Regions from separate parts of the Homo sapiens genome. Here region 2 is linked to region 1. Evidence: chromatin loops called from intact Hi-C (ENCODE). Cell type or tissue: GM12878. All regions are shown on one strand.

What was found. Peaks named below come from ENCODE experiments on the same cell type or tissue, not always from the same donor. Only the 100,000 strongest peaks of a DNase experiment are listed, where the experiment ranks them.
Region 2: a loop joins it to region 1, with 3 times the contacts of the local background. A loop is called at or near these places in 4 of 110 quality-filtered maps.

The regions. Positions count from the first base shown.
Region 1 is chr6:20,560,044-20,568,043 of GRCh38, reverse strand. All of the region lies in intron 4 of CDKAL1 (CDKAL1 threonylcarbamoyladenosine tRNA methylthiotransferase), which reads right to left. Among named protein-coding and RNA genes, the nearest start is that of CDKAL1, 30 kb to the right of the region's middle. In GM12878, no CTCF peak of the experiment used is centred here; a DNase peak (open chromatin) is centred at 3,095; H3K27ac peaks cover 1,055 bases.
Region 2 is chr6:21,000,839-21,008,838 of GRCh38, reverse strand. The region is part of intron 11 of CDKAL1 (CDKAL1 threonylcarbamoyladenosine tRNA methylthiotransferase); the gene reads right to left. Among named protein-coding and RNA genes, the nearest start is that of CDKAL1, 470 kb to the right of the region's middle. In GM12878, no CTCF peak of the experiment used is centred here; DNase peaks (open chromatin) are centred at 2,900 and 4,728; H3K4me3 peaks cover 800 bases; H3K27ac peaks cover 1,561 bases.

The DNA of each region.
Region 1 (8,000 bases):
ATTAGCCGGGCGTGGTGGCAGGCGCCTGTGGTCCCAGCTACTTAGGAGGCTGAGGTGAGAGAATGGCGTGAACCCGGGAGGAGGAGCTTGCAGTGAGCCGAGATCGCGCCACTGCACTCCAGCCTGGGCGACAGAGGGAGACTCCGTCTCAAAAAAAAAAAAATTTGCTGGGCATGGTGGTGCACACCTGTAGTCCCAGCTACTCAGGAGGCTGAGGCAGGAGGATCTCTTGAGCCTGGGAATTCAAAGTAGCAGTGAGCTATGATCATGCCACTGCACTCCAGCCTGGGCCACAAAGTAAAACCTCGTCTCTAAATTAAAATAATTAATTAATTAATTAATTAAAAAGCTGAGACTAGATAAATAAGTTCACCAACAATCAAAGTGATCTTTGGAGCAAGACCCCAAATCTTCCAACTCCTAATTCCATATTCCTTCTATGAAGACATCACCCCATTCTGTCTGACTGGCTACCAAAAGAGGCTATCCATTATATATCCTATTTTGGCTCATTTCCTAACTCACGCTCTCCATCAGAAAAAGATGTGCAAGAGAGAAACACGTTTAAATAGATTGAAATGGACTAAATGTGTGCTTAAATCAAATTTCATTAAGTTGCCAGTTAATTTCAGGGACTCAAAACATTTACATGTAATAGTGAATTTTCCTTATTAATGCTTAATACCATAATAGCTAGTATTTATCAACCATTTATTAATCATAACAACTACTCCATAAACCATTTTAGAGAGAAGTAATCACAGGCACAGAGACGTTTGTGAAATACAGGCTGGTGCAAAAGTAATCGTGGTCTTTGCCATTACTTTCAATGGCAAAGACCACGATTACTTTTGCACCAACATATTCTTAATTATGCCACGTATACCAATTTGAAAGTTACCAAGTTTTTCGGATATTTGAGTCAGTCAATGTCTTTCAGATCCAGATGAGACCCAAAAATGGGGAGGCAACAATTTCAAGACAAAGCGAAAAGAACATTACACTTTCAGATCAAGAGCTAAAAATAAGGAAAAATACCCCTCCTAGTATATTCTCTGTAGAAAGAACACAAATAAGTAATAAGGAGAAGCTTCTGTAGATGAGGAAAGATAATAAAGATGAATTATATTTAAGGTACATAAATTGTTTTCCTTCTATGGAATTTTTATTTTAACAAATTTTTTTAAACAGTTGAGTTCTCCCATCTATTTTAGGCCTTGGTCTCTGCTACCTTAAGGTCATGAATTTATGAACCACATACAGTATTTTCCTACCATGGGAATCTTTAGATGCATAACCCTCAAGGTTTAGGGAACAGAAAAATGGATGCAATAAAGTAAAAACTGCCAGTGATGTCTAGTTTTCATTCTTGTAATATTTTCTCACTGATATTAAACAAAAATCAAGAAAAAAAATCAAAAGATGTTAATAAGCCCTTGCTTAATAAAACCAATGACCCAACTCTCTTTCCTAATTAAAAGCTTACAGTACTTAGAGTGCTTACTATTTTCAATGAATGTTCAGACATAAAGTCCTATTAAAATTATGTATATTTTATAATTTCCTCCATTACTGATACATGCTTAAAGAAATTGATTCTGAGATACATTTTTCTTGTTCTTTTTCAGTTCTTGACACAGACTAGTGAGTGGCACTATGGACTAACAAGCATATTCAACCAACACAGAGGATCGAAATTAAAAAGCTATAACATATTAACATATCTAGGCCACACAGAAGGGTCATGAGGCAAGATCATCAGCATAAATTAGCACATTATTACAAGGCATCTAAAGGAACCAGGCAAAATCTGCATGACAGATCTTTCTTTCATAACGAATATATAATGCTATTTGATTGCATTTCTTTTAATCACAAGTATTATTTGGAGGGAAAATACTCGTAGTCTAATATCACATTTTACTACCTACCCAAAATTGGAATTATGGACAGCCAGGGTATGTATGGGGTTGGAGAGGGAAGCCTGTTAAAACCATTTTTGGGACACTTAACTATCTTTGTCCATTTGTCCAGAAACAAAGGGGTTTAAAAAAAAAATCACTGAGTGCATTTTTGCTTTTTCTAATTTTCCCACAAAAATCTGAAAGCATTAAATCATTTAGGAAAAAAGCCTTTGTTATTTACCAAACCCACAGAATTACACATCTACTAAAAGAGGTGAAATAGCAGTTCAGTTTGTTAATGAAGCCCTGTTTTTTCATCTCTACAGTAAGAATATCCTAAGACTACGGCCTCTAGGGTATTAAAGAGTCACAGTATCTTCTTTTTATTTTTTATGCTACTCATAGCTCACAGAACCACTGTCAAATACTGGAAGAAAATATCTATATGATAGTCTTTAGCTACTGGAACTGTTGCTGAATAATCAAATCCTCCTGTAATTATGCATTTTTAAACAATTCAGACAAATCGCATATGTAGCATATTACTAACATCAACAAACCCTGCTAGAAGAGTGAACATTTAAATATAAGCACATATACTCCCATGAACATAAAAACAAACCTCTAACTGCCAACTGTGCCTTCACTTCCCCCAAGCTATATACATTTAGTAACTGAGACAGTCATTTCAGAGTTAGGAGGATGGGTTTTTAACGGAAAAAAATGTAAACTTTCTTTCCAAGGCATGGTACCCTAAAAAGTGATTTTCAGAGAGAAATAAAAACTGAAACATACAAATTATATTGCCTCAAAATAGTCCCTACTTTTAAGTAAAGGAAACAGTAGAAGCACATCTGAAATTATTATATCTTGGACTTCTAAACTTACCCCCACAACAAAAGTAAAACATTTTATAATAGTAATGGAACTGTCTTGTGCTTTTTCACCCCTGTAAAAATCACTGACAAATGCTGTTCATTTAAAAATATATATATATATAGATAGCTTTGATGGGATAAAAAAATATCCTACTTGTATTCTCTTTCTAGGTCATAAACTACATTGGATGTAATAGGCTGTATAAATGAACAATCAGGAGGTTTCCGTCTAACTGTATGGGAAGTGTATTCACCACATCCTGCTATATAAATAACCCTCACTTCAAGTCAAATTCATATTATCTAATTTTTGCATTTCTCACCCAGAGAAGCTCTTCGCAGGACCTGGACCTAGATTCTCCTCTCATCACACAACTGTGAGTAGGAAATTCAAGCAATGAAAGGTTTTGCTACATTTTCAAAGGTACTTTTAAGATAAAATAACTTTCTAAAATGAATAAACCTGGGCAGTGTGACCTAAAAGCCACATAAATAATTTATTTGTGGCTGTCATGTTTTAATCACTGGACTGTTTTCAGAGGCTTAAAAAATTTAATGGTTTTTGTTATACAAAAGCAACTAGGTTTTCCATGAAACATTAGCTGTCACATTAATACAAGGTTTTATCATTAATTACAATGGATCACACAGGAGTTTATATCTACAAAATGATTGTTAAATATCTGAATTTCCAAACCATTTCAAAATAAAAATGAAACCTGGTCCTAGTAAACTTTACATGAATTAAAGATCCATTTACAAAACAGAAAATTAAATGTAAAAAAATAACCTCAATTTAAAACATTTGTAGATAAAACATTCAACACACTTTTTCATCAAAAAATGCAAATTAAAATATTAAACATAGGTAAACAGTGCCATCTTTTGGTATATTTAGGAACTGAGCTAAATTGTACAAAAACATCTTTAACAGATGAAAGGTGAGTAGAGCAAAGAATTCAAAAACCATCAGTTTATCATTTTATAACATTTAAGCTTTATAAATATATTAGCTTTTTTGGAGATGGGGTCTTGCTATGTTGCACAGGACAGACTCAAATTCCTGGCCTCAGGTAATTCACCTGTCTCAGCCTCCTGAGTAGCTAGCATTACAGGCACAAGTACCAAGCAGGCTATTTTTAAACTTATAAATATTTCCAAAAACATATTACCTCACATTTGTTTTCACTTCAATTTCATGAGATTAATAGAGCATCATTACATTTTAAAGACACTGAGGCTCAGAACATTTTAGTAATTGATCCCAAAATCCCTCAGTTAAAAATGATTGAGCCATCGCTGGCTTAAAATTGCTCGTTTTTACATTCCAACATTAATTCATTAAGCTTAGATAATGAGCCAAGTTATATAATTATTCTGTATTATAAGCAATGAACAAATTTTTATATTAGTTAAGATTCTGTAAAAATCGTTTGATTGCTTTTAGTATTTTTTGTATAATTTGGAAAGGAAAAGATACTTATGTTTATTAAATGAAGAATACACATTGACTACATTCACACAGCTGCTTACACTTCACAAATGCAAAAACTTTTAATCCAATATAGTATTCTTCATATCTCTATGTTAATGAGAAAAAAAAAAAGCCCTCGTTGGCTAGGTGTGGTGGCTCATGCCTGTAATCCCAGTGACTAGGGAATTTGAGATGGGAGGATCAGTTGAGGTCAGGAGTTCAAGACCAGACTGGGCAACACAGTGAGACACCATCTCTATAAAACTAAAAAAAAATTAACAAAAATATTTTTAAAAGCCCTTGTTTATGGCTTGCACATGATTTTACACCACAATATAAAAAGCCGTTACAAATGGAAATGATAAGCTTCAAATACTCTCCCTAAAGCTTCTCTGGCTTAATTTTGATCTTAGATGTGTCCATATACCATTTTCAATGTCTTCCACTTTTGTATTGTTCAGTGATTTTCTGAATAGTTTTATTAAGCCATAACATTTATTCCAGAACACTCTCACAATTCCTTCATTTTTGTAAGCTAGCTAATAATGAACTTCCTCATGGAGAGAAAAAAAATATTCTCAATGATCTATCTTTATCTTTGATTCACTTGTTACTAAGAATTTTACTCAAACTGCAATCATTAGTTCTTTACACAGCAGACTTGAAGATCATGGTTAAAACACAATCATTCCATCTTATATCATATAGCAATTCAATTAAAAAGAACATCAGAAAAAAGACAAGTCAATAAGATCACCAAAAAGGCTACTGAAAACACTGCTGAAGGAGTGAAAGCAGAGAAAGAGTCAATGGGATGAGCCATAAGCACTACATCTTCTGTCAAATGGAACTAGGTGATCAAAAACAATTAGACACTAACTCAGAAATGTAGTTACTTCACCCATTAGGCCTTACCTCTTGTCTACCGTATATTCAAGAAAAAGCACCGTATAGGACATGAGAATTGATAAACTTAGCTGTCTCTAAGTATGATTTGCCGGGAAAGATTGAAATAACATGCTAACAATGAATTTTTTTTTTTTTTTAAGATGGAGTCTCACTCTATTGCCCAGGCTGGAGTGTAGTGGCATGATCTTGGCTCACTGCAGCCTCCACCTTCCAGGTCAAAGCAATTCTTCTGCCTCAGCCTCCCGAGTAGCTGGGATTACAGGCGCCCACCACCATAGCCGATTAATTTTTTTTGTATTTTCAGTAGGGACGAGGTTTCACCATGTTGGTCAGGCTCTTCTGGAACTCCTAACCTCAAGTGATCCGCCCACCTCAGCCTGGGATTACAGGCGTGAGCCACCAGGCCTGACCAACAGTGAATTTTTTGATGGATTTAATTTCATCCCCAGGCTCTCCTTTTTTCATCTTTAGTAGGGCTGGATGCTGTCTACCCTCAAGAGTAAATAGCATTCCAGATCTTCTCCAGAGACTCTAAATTTCCTTTCCTTATTTCTGAGTGGATGGAAATCCCATTTTGAAGGCCCTTATTATTTCTCTCTTCATTATTCCATGGGTAGAAAAGAAAAAAAACAAAGAGAATGCCACTCTCATTCCCACCCTTACAATATGCCTCTTTACCAACCGTTGCAAATAACTCAAGTGAATACAAGTAATACTCCAAGATAATCTCTCTGCGAGGGCACAGGAACACACACAAATAAATGGAAATATATATAACCATACTGTATTAAGTTTGAAGGAACATCAAAATTTCTAATACTGAATCCAATCCCATTAAATTGAAAGCAATTACTGCTTCCAATTGAATAAGAATGGATTAAATTAGATTTCTGATTCAATATAATTTGTAGTGTCCATGACAGGAAAAGTGATAGTATAAGGATCTTATCCAAGACATGTCAAGACTATGCAGACTGGACTTGACAGCCACCCAAATAGAATTTTACTGAAAAACTCAAGGGATTCCCATACACACTGCATTTATCTAACCTTTGGAATATACTTTAATTTTTCTTCTAACTTAAAGATAAAAAGAATAAAATTACTTCTATACATTATATTCAAGAAATATACTTGTTTTTACTTGTTCACTAATGCACACAAAAAAACACCTGAATTACTACTTTGTGCCAGGTATCATATCTAATAATTATTATAATACTAAAATACAAAGTTGACCACTTTACATATACTGATTCATTTAATCTTCAGAAAGGACTACCACTGCCATCTTCATTTAATAAGGATGCTAAGACACAGAGATATTATCAAAGTTATATAGCTAATAAATGGTGGTAGTTGGTTTTACAGTCTGGCTTAATATTAAGAGCTGGCTACAGTCTGTTCTTTTTTTTTTTTTTTTTTTTTTTTTCTTTTTTGAGATGGTCTTGCTCTGTCGCCCAGGCTGGAGTGCAGTGTTGTGATCTCAGCTCACTGCAATCTCCACTTCCTGGGTTCAAGCGATTCTCATGCCTCAGCCTCCTCAGTAGCTGGAATTACAGGCACGCACCACCAAGCCCAGCTAATTTTTTTATTTTTAGTAGAGATGGGGTTTCGCCATGTTGGCCAGGCTGGTCTCGAACTCCTGACCTCAGGTGATCCGCCCCTCTCGGGCTCCCAAAGTGCTGGGATTACAAGCATGAGCCACTGCGCCCGGCTGACAGTCTGTTCTTAATAACTAAGCAACAGTGTCTCTGACATGTCAAAGGTAAAGATGAGAAAGACAGAAAGAACTCACACATCATAAAAAAGAAAATGTAAACCAGTTAAATTATCTTAACACAGGAACTAGCCGAGACGTCACTCTAAGCCAGCAGAAATAAGCTAATGGCAGCAGTGCTAAGCAGAGCTACATTTTATGCAAGGAGTTTGAATCTAAAATGATTAGATTAGGTAAAAATCATGTATAGCCACAACTCTTCCCAAAAAAGTCCTTAATCAATCATAAAAATAATGTATACATGGATTAGCATACGTAACACTTTAAAAGTCCTTAGAAACTCAAATTTGAGAATGACCAAGCTACAATGAAAGAAGAGGTAAAAGCAAAGTCTCTGCAAATCCTGAGATATTCAAATCACTTCCCCCTTAACCATCAAACATATGCTGGTAAAGTAGGAATTGGTGGGAAATTTTTAAATGCAGTAGTTTACTACATTCTGTTTTATTATTAAGCCTCTTTAACCATATTATATGTTAATAGACTTGAAGATTAATAAGCTATACAAGTTGCATACTATGCAAAGGTTAGTTTTTAGTGAGTATGAAAGCAATGTAGTATTAAAGGTAACAAATGTTTGTCCTCAAATTCAAAAACTCCCACCTTCATATGCTCCTATGGACAAAGAGGACAACAACCAGATTCTAGGACAAGCACAGTCAGGGCAACAGAGCAATGAAGGTGTCAAGCAGTAAGCCAGTGACTAAATAATTTTCACATCTGTTCAGCACACATATTGCAGACGGGTATCTGCACAAGATCATACTGCCTCTGAAAGGGTCATACTGCCTCTGAAAGGGTCAATTTGTCCAATTTTTATATAAATACTGCTAAAAAGTTTTTTAAAAAATCAATCAGAAGAAATAAAGTGTAAACTAATTTAATGACGCCTAATAATTGCATTAGAAGAACATTTGTAACATGAAATTCACTTTCATTTATAATAGTGTAACTGCAGTGATCATGTAATGCAATATTGCCATCTCTTGCCCAATAGCTAAAAATACATCATGTCTTTAATCCAAACACATGACAATTTTAAATTGAAGGCCAAA
Region 2 (8,000 bases), 440 kb before region 1:
GCTCTAAGCCTTACTCTTGTTAGTTCCAGAGTTAAGTGCCATTCATTCAACAGACACGTATTATCCCTGCTTCTTACTCTTGAGTCCCTTCCTGCCATATATACGGTGCAGAGTTGTGGGGGTGTCAAGGAGGACAAACCAAGCACTGTGCAAGGAACTGGGGATGCTGCAGTCAAAAAAGGACCATGAAGATTTCTAACTTTAGACGTTAGTACAACTCAATAGCTTTTGAATACTCATGAAATTTGGAAAAGAAAGCAATCTAACAATATTTTTTGTTTTTTCATATTCTCCAGAGCCCCCAGCCCAGTGCTTGCTTATAAGAGGCAACTCTCAATAACACTTGGCCCTTCTTCCCTTCCTTTTCCTACAACTGTATTGTCTCTTGGCTTCCGTGGTATTATTTCCTCCTGGGTCTCCACCTCCACGGGCCTGACCCTGCCTTTTTAACCTGCCACAGAATCCTTTTTCCTTTCCCATTATTACTGAAATATTGGTGTTCCCTAGACTTCTGTTCTTACCCTTCCATTTTTCCTTCTGGATGATCTCATTACCTATAACTTCATCTACTACTCAAATGCTGATTACTCCCAAGCATTTATCTCTAGACCCTCATCTTTCTTTTTGGCTCCTGACCCACATTTTCTACAGCCTAAGGGGGGCTCTATCCTAGATTTTCCAGGCAGTCACTGCAAATTCAGCATGTCTAACATCAAACTCATCTTTCCTACCTAAACTCCTCCTCCTTCTCATTTCCCTATCTGGGTTAACTATATGATTTTCTATTATTATGCCTTACTTAAGATACCAAGGAGCTACTTTTGACACCCATGCATGCCTTCCTCATCTTCTCTTCTAAGTGTACATTGTAAATTTCTTCTCCTCAATATTTGCTGAATCCACTTTATTGTCTCCAGTGCTAGAGGAAAATGCCTTAGATTAGACCAGCAGTACAACACTATGGATAAGAGCACTGGCTGGGTAATCCCCTGGCCTGGATTCTATCAAGGTTCTATCACTAACTGCATGACTTTGGGCAAATTACTTAACATCTTTGGGCCTTGAGGATTAAACAATCTAAGACATACAATGCTTTAACAGTAGTGCTTGGCATGAAAGTAAACACCCAAAAATATTAGATAATTGTTTTATTATGATTATCATGTTAAGTATTATCGGTATACTTACCATTGCATTTATTACTAGTCTGGACACATAACCGATAAAAATAGAAATCATTTAATTAATATATGCTATTGGAACTGGTAAAAAGAACCACAGTAGAAACTGAGGGTATATAGTTCCAGTATGCATTAATTCATTGTGGGCTTTTTTTTTTTTTTTTTTTTTTTTTTTGAGACAGGGTCTTGCTCTGTTGCCCAGGCTGGAATGCAGTGGTGTGATCTCGGCTCATGGTAGCCTCTGCCTCCCAGGCTCAACCTCAGCCTCCCAAGTAGCTGCGACTACTTGGGACTATAGGCGAGTGCCTCCCAGGATCCTCCCACCTCAGCCTCCCAAGTAGCTGCGACTACAGGCGAGTGCCACCACACCTGGCTAATTTTTGTAGAGATGGGGTTTTGCTATGTTGTCCAGGCTGTTCTTGAACTCCTGGACTCAAGCAATCTGTCTGCCTCAGCCTCTGAAAGTGCTGGGATTACAGGCATGAGCCACCATGCCTGGCCTCAACAACTCTTTCTAACCATTCCGAACCCTGACATTTGTTTTATAAAATGCAAATTAAAAATACTAACCCTATGTACTTTGCTAAGTTTTGGTAACATAATGAGTTAATATGCAAGCTCTGTGGAATATGAAAGCACTCTGTCAAAAAAAGAAAAACGTTATTATTCTACTACTTCATGTATATGTGATTGGACCTTTATGTTTATGATATACCACTGAGGCAGGAAAAATGCACAAGAGATTAAGAGACGATGATTTCTGAAAGGAATAACATAATCATATTGTAAAGGAAGGATATAAAGTGAATGAAGTTTAGGAAAAATGAGGTTCCTTTCTTGACCAGACTACAAGGAAATGGAAAGCAAGTCAACATAAAGTAACAGTTGCCTTCAAACCAGTGAATCGAATTTGGGGTAGTCCCAGAATCCTACGGTATTTAGCACATTGTGTCATAATCTATTTAGCATATAATCTTCTAAATATAACAACACACTGGAGAAGGAAAAAAAAGTAAATATGTTTTTCTGCTAAATAACTGATCCAATGATATATATGTATTCATTAGAAAAGTTCTAAAAGTAGCAATGGAGAGAAGGGAAAAGAACTTCACTACCTCAGAAAGAAATTTGGCAAAAGATAAAAACAGTGAACACGACCTTAGTGCTACCCAAAATAACAACTTAGCTAAAGATACTAGAAATGATGACATAAAGCCAGAAAACATTTTTCAGGGAAGCATTTTGCCTAAAGTATTTTGGAGGTGGTTACTTAGTGAACAGAAACACATCTGGGAATGCATCTGGAAGAAAATATAATTATCTAATCCTTGCTGAATCATTCTTTTTTTTTCTTTTGCATTTATTTTCTTTTCTTCTGATAAATATTCTACTTATGTTTCCAAGCCACTAGGACTAAAACTAGATGAATAAGGCAGAATAAAATACTAATTTAATGTAACATAGCTTTATCAGATTGTGTTCCAATAAGCACACATGAATGACCAGGACTAATGATAGGAAAGAAAAATTACTCAGGATGTTAATAATTTAGCATCCTTTTTGCAGATAGACTGGAAAAGTAGGTCATAGGATGGGCTGGATGATATAAGTTAGCTCAATGACTCACTCACAGTCATCATCCTGCCATAAAGCCAAGTAATACTGGCTTTATGCCCTTGTGCCCCTTCCATTGAATGAGTATACAGCGGAGAGATCACAGAATGAAACTTCCTCTGCAAGTCTGCTACTTCCCCTCTAGTTTGTTCTCTCCTCGCCCTGCAAAAGATTCCCCTTTACCCATGAGTGCTCATTGCTTATTAGCTGTGGTATTTCACTGGGCAATCTCTGGGTATAGTGAACTTACGGGAATAATAATAAATATCACAGTGCTAAAATGGTTAATATTCTATAAGCAACAAGGGAAATTAACCCTGAAGTGCACAGTACCTTAAGAAATGATAATGGCAAATTCTAAAATGAACAATATCATGGGATTAAAAATCAACATGGAGACGCCACAGTAAGATGCAACTTAACGTTAGATCCATGCAACTTGCAGGTAAAAACAAAACCGTTTATTAATTCATTCAAATTGTATTTACCAAGTGAGAAAGATAGAGATGTTAACTATTTAAGGTCTAGTTAACATAAACTAAAAAGCTACTGGACTTCTAACAAAATACTCTGTCTAAAGAGTTAGGTCTTTTAATATATAAACTGTTTCATTTCCTAAATATCTATCCGTAGGATATTCTTACATGTTTCTTTCACATTTTAATGTGTGAACTTGAGGACTTAAAGATTCTTTTACTTAGCATTAAAACATATGCTTAAGAACTGCGCATGTTGTCATTTTTTGAATATATGTTAATGCATGGTTTATGTTGGGGAGTGACTATACATTCACTGCTGCTCAAATGATAGAGGCCCAATTAAAGTAATTGTCTAATGCCTCAAGGCCCTGGGAACCCTAATTATATCATCCCCAACATAACGCAGTACAAAAATCATTGAATTGGGAAGTAACTCTCTCAAAAACACATGAAAAAAGAAAAAAGAATCATTCATGTTTTATACTTTAAAAAACATCTCAGTAATAAGTTTAAAAGATAACAGAAACATCAGTTATGTGACAATGAATGATAGTAAAATATATAAGATACATATTTTAAAATACAAAGACAAATTTTTTTTGAAAGACAGGATCTTGCTCTGTCACGCAGGCTGGAGTGCAGCAGCATGATCATAGCTCATTGTAACTTCCAACTTCCAGGCTCCAGTGATCCTCCTGCCTCAGCCTCCCTAGTAGTTGAGACTACAGGTGTACATCAGCATGCTCAGCTAGTTTTTTTATTTTTATTTTTTTGTAGAGATACGGTCTCACAGGCTGGTCTGGAACTCCTGGGCTCAAGTGATCCTCCTACCTCAGCCTCCCAAAGTATTGGGATTACAGGTGTCAGCCACTGCACCCAGCCAAACACAGATTATTTCTAAAACCAGAATTGCACCGCTTGCTTTGTTCTATATAGTTTCTTCCCCTATCCCTACAAATCCCATTTTATACTTCAAAAAATCATCTTATCCATTTAGATAAAAACATCAAATTACTCAGTTAATGTTCAATTGGATTAATAAATCTGAATAGAATAATTTAAGTCATATGATTGCTCATGGCCAGCTGTTTTAAATTAGTATATTAAGTCATTTAGACGCTCTTCTTTGCAAAGGTTGCATGATTTAATAAATTCCCATATGCCTCAACATGTGCCAACACTGCTAGGTTATCTTGTATCCAGCTGCTGTTGTGATGATGGCTGCCAACTTTCAAACAACTGAAGAGAATAATGAACCAGCTTAGTTGGCTCATATGTAAACTTACATTGCTACCAGCTAAAACATGGGCCATTTTCAACTGCAAAGAAAATTAATTAAAAAGATTTCACTTCCACTTTCATGGCTCTACCAATACCACAAAATTAGCAGTTTGAAAGCTTGCAGCTTCAGGTAAACTCCCACAGTTTGGATTTCAATCTTAAATGCTATAGGTTGTCTTAAAAAATGGATTTTTTAAGGAAACAGATCAGGAAATGCCTTGTCCATAACTCATAACACAAATATTTGAGAAGCCTCACACTGCTGGAGAAAAAAGAGAGACTTATTTGTTAAAGGCACATTACAAAAAAGGCTTCAAAGACTTCAGGGGAAATGAGAGATGTAAATGAAATGGGCCGCCATTTAGAAAGGATTTAAAAAGCAAACAGAAAAAGAAAGCACCAAACATACCACTTTAAGTCAGGATCATTTTATGAATGAGCGTTAGGCACAAATCAGGGCAACATGATAGTGTTAGGCCCCTCCAAGAGTGAAAATACTGTGTTGAATTTTAATAAAGGCTGGACAAGACAATTTTGTGCTGGATCAGTTATCCAGGCTAGTGGCTCTAAAGAAAGCCCTGAAACTTTGGTGTTTCCAAAATGAGCACTAATCTATTTGGCATAAAGCTATACTAGTTTTTATAGCGGAAGGTAGGTCAAACATAAGAACTATTTAAAATATTTCATTTATTTCTTTTTTCTTTCTTTTTTTATTTTTGAGATGGAGTCTCACTCTGTCACCCAGGCTGGAGTGCAGTGGCACGATCTCAGCTTACTGCAACTTTTGCCTCCCGAGTTCAAGTGATTCTCCTGCCTCAGCCTCCCCAGTAGCTGGGATTACAGGCACGTGCCACCATGCCTGGCTAATTTTTGTGTAGGTATGTGTGTATATATGTGTGTGTGTGTGTGTGTATATATATATATATATATATATATATATTTAGTAGAGATGGTTTCACCATGTTGGCCAGGCTGGTCTTAAACTCCTGACCTCAGGTGATCCACCCACCTCAGCCTCCCAAAGTGCTGGGATTAGAGGTGTGAGCCACTGTGCCTAGTCTAAAATATTTCATCTACTTCTAAATGTCCATAATAGTTGGAAATTACTCACCAGGTAGATGGACTTCCCCAAGAGGACAGGAAAACTCTTTTTCGCTAAATGGCAAAGCTGATTATACTGTCCTCATGGGAGTAAGTCTATATTATTCTTCACAACAGATGGACTAGACAAAATACACAATTTTATGGTTCTGATGAACTGTCTAAAACTATGCAAGGATCACTTTTTTATTTTTTGAGATAGGTCTCACTCTGTCACCCAGGCTGGAGTGCAGTGGCGTAATCTTGGCTCACTGCAACCTCCGCCTCCCAGGCTCAATTGTTTCTCCCACCTCAGCCTCCCAAGTAGTTGGGATCACAGGTGCGAGCCAACACGATCAGCTAATTTTTTGTATTTTTGATACAGACGGGGTTTCACCATGTTGCCCAAACTGATCTTGAACTCCTGAGCTCAGGAGATCCATCCACCTCAGCCTCCCAATGTACTAGGATTCCAGGTGTGAGCCACCGCACTGGGCCTAGGATCACTTTATTGGCAGTGATAATCTGATTTTTTTTTTTTTTTTTAAAATAGGTTACCTGAAGTTTTCTCAGTCATCTGCTATACATAAGCAGGTATATCATATTGGCTGCCTACTACAGTTTTGCAATATATCTTACTTATAATCTAAATGTGAAATTATATACCAGGGTTGCTTCTGCCCTTGCTGCATATACACAATACAGCGTTAATTTAAAAATCTCTCAGAGATGCTAACTGACTAGACTCATACTCTACAATCTAATTGACGCATGGCACTTGAAACTGAAACTATATATGGGGGGGTATGGGATGGAGTGTGATCTCCAGGCATCTCCAATATCTTCTCCAGGTATGTCTAATATTTTCATTGCTAGAAATACTAGAGATCCCTGGGAAACATAGTTGGTTCTAGGATCCTCCAGTTGGTTGAATACTTCTAGAAAAACTACATAGATGCCTCACAATAACTCAGAATCCAACGAAAGGACCCAGATCCAAAGAAATCCAAGAGACTATTTCCTAATACCTGACATGATCATCTTTTTACCTCTATATAGCTCATAGAGGCTGTTGGAACTGTCCAAGATGGAACAGATTTAACAGACCTCCAGAACAACGTAACTTGTGAAATTGTTGCCCATTTAAGTAGCCACAGTAATTCCTCCAACAACTGAGTCAGCCCTCAACCAAATAAAGATAAAAGAGAGGTGCTGATTCCTTAACCTCGTTTAATCACACTAATGCAACAAACTATCTGGAAAGTGTTCTAGTCTATTCTGCACCCGGGATGCATGTTTATACTTGGGAAAATATTGTGTAACAAGTATCAAGTTTTTATTGGCTACTGCTGTAATAGGCAAAGAAGGAAGAAATTTCACAAGTGCAACTGACTTGAAATTTTGAAAATATTCCATTTACCAGTGCCAGAGTGCCCAAAAGAACTCTTTTATATGAGACAAATTTGCCTGCAATAATAGAAGAAAGGCAAGAAAGGGCTATAGGCCAACAGCAGATACTTAAACAAATAAAAATCTATATTCTTTAGCCTAACACAGTTCTGTTCAAGATTTGAAAGTATTAAAAAGGGTAGAGATCTATTTTCCATTTTCCACTTTGAAGGCTGTAGCACTTAACAAATACAGCTTCTATGCACTGATTTGAATATTTGGACAATTAGCTGTATTTGTCTGAATGTACACTAAGTAGCTTTATTCTTGGTGGTTAGGATAATCAAGAATGCCTAGAGGTTAAAAAAAAACTTAGAAAGATATGTAATGGAAAGGTATGGAAGAATAGAAAAAGGAAAAAAAAGAAAAAGATTTTTAAAATGATCATATGCAGTTAGGATAAATGACTAATTAAAGGTGGAAAAAATAATTGCTTACAATTTGTATAAAGCAATCGTATCCATGCAGTACTCTGACATAGTACAAAGGTACATAATTATAAACAAGACGATGGAAATAAAAAGTTGTATCTTAATTAAGAAAAACAACAAAGGAAAAGGCTATGGAAAAAATGTATGAAAAGTAGGAAGACCCAGGCCACAAATACGCCAAGACAAATGACATATCCCCAGAGGGGAGAACAGTGATGTAGACTTGAGAAGGCTCTGTGTGACCTGGGCCAACACTTCCATTTCCTGCCTAGCATAATCACAGAAGGCAGTCAATGTTTGGTGATGATGAGGAGCAGGGTTTTGAAGAACATAATTAAGGGCTGAAAGTATTTTCTGTGGAAACAAAATTATCATTCATGTCTGACATTGTGTAAATATGCCTTAATTTTGGTCAATAGCAATTTGAACTTTAAAAAGTAGAATCCTCAAACCTTCTTGTAAATCACAATTCTTTAAGCAAACTG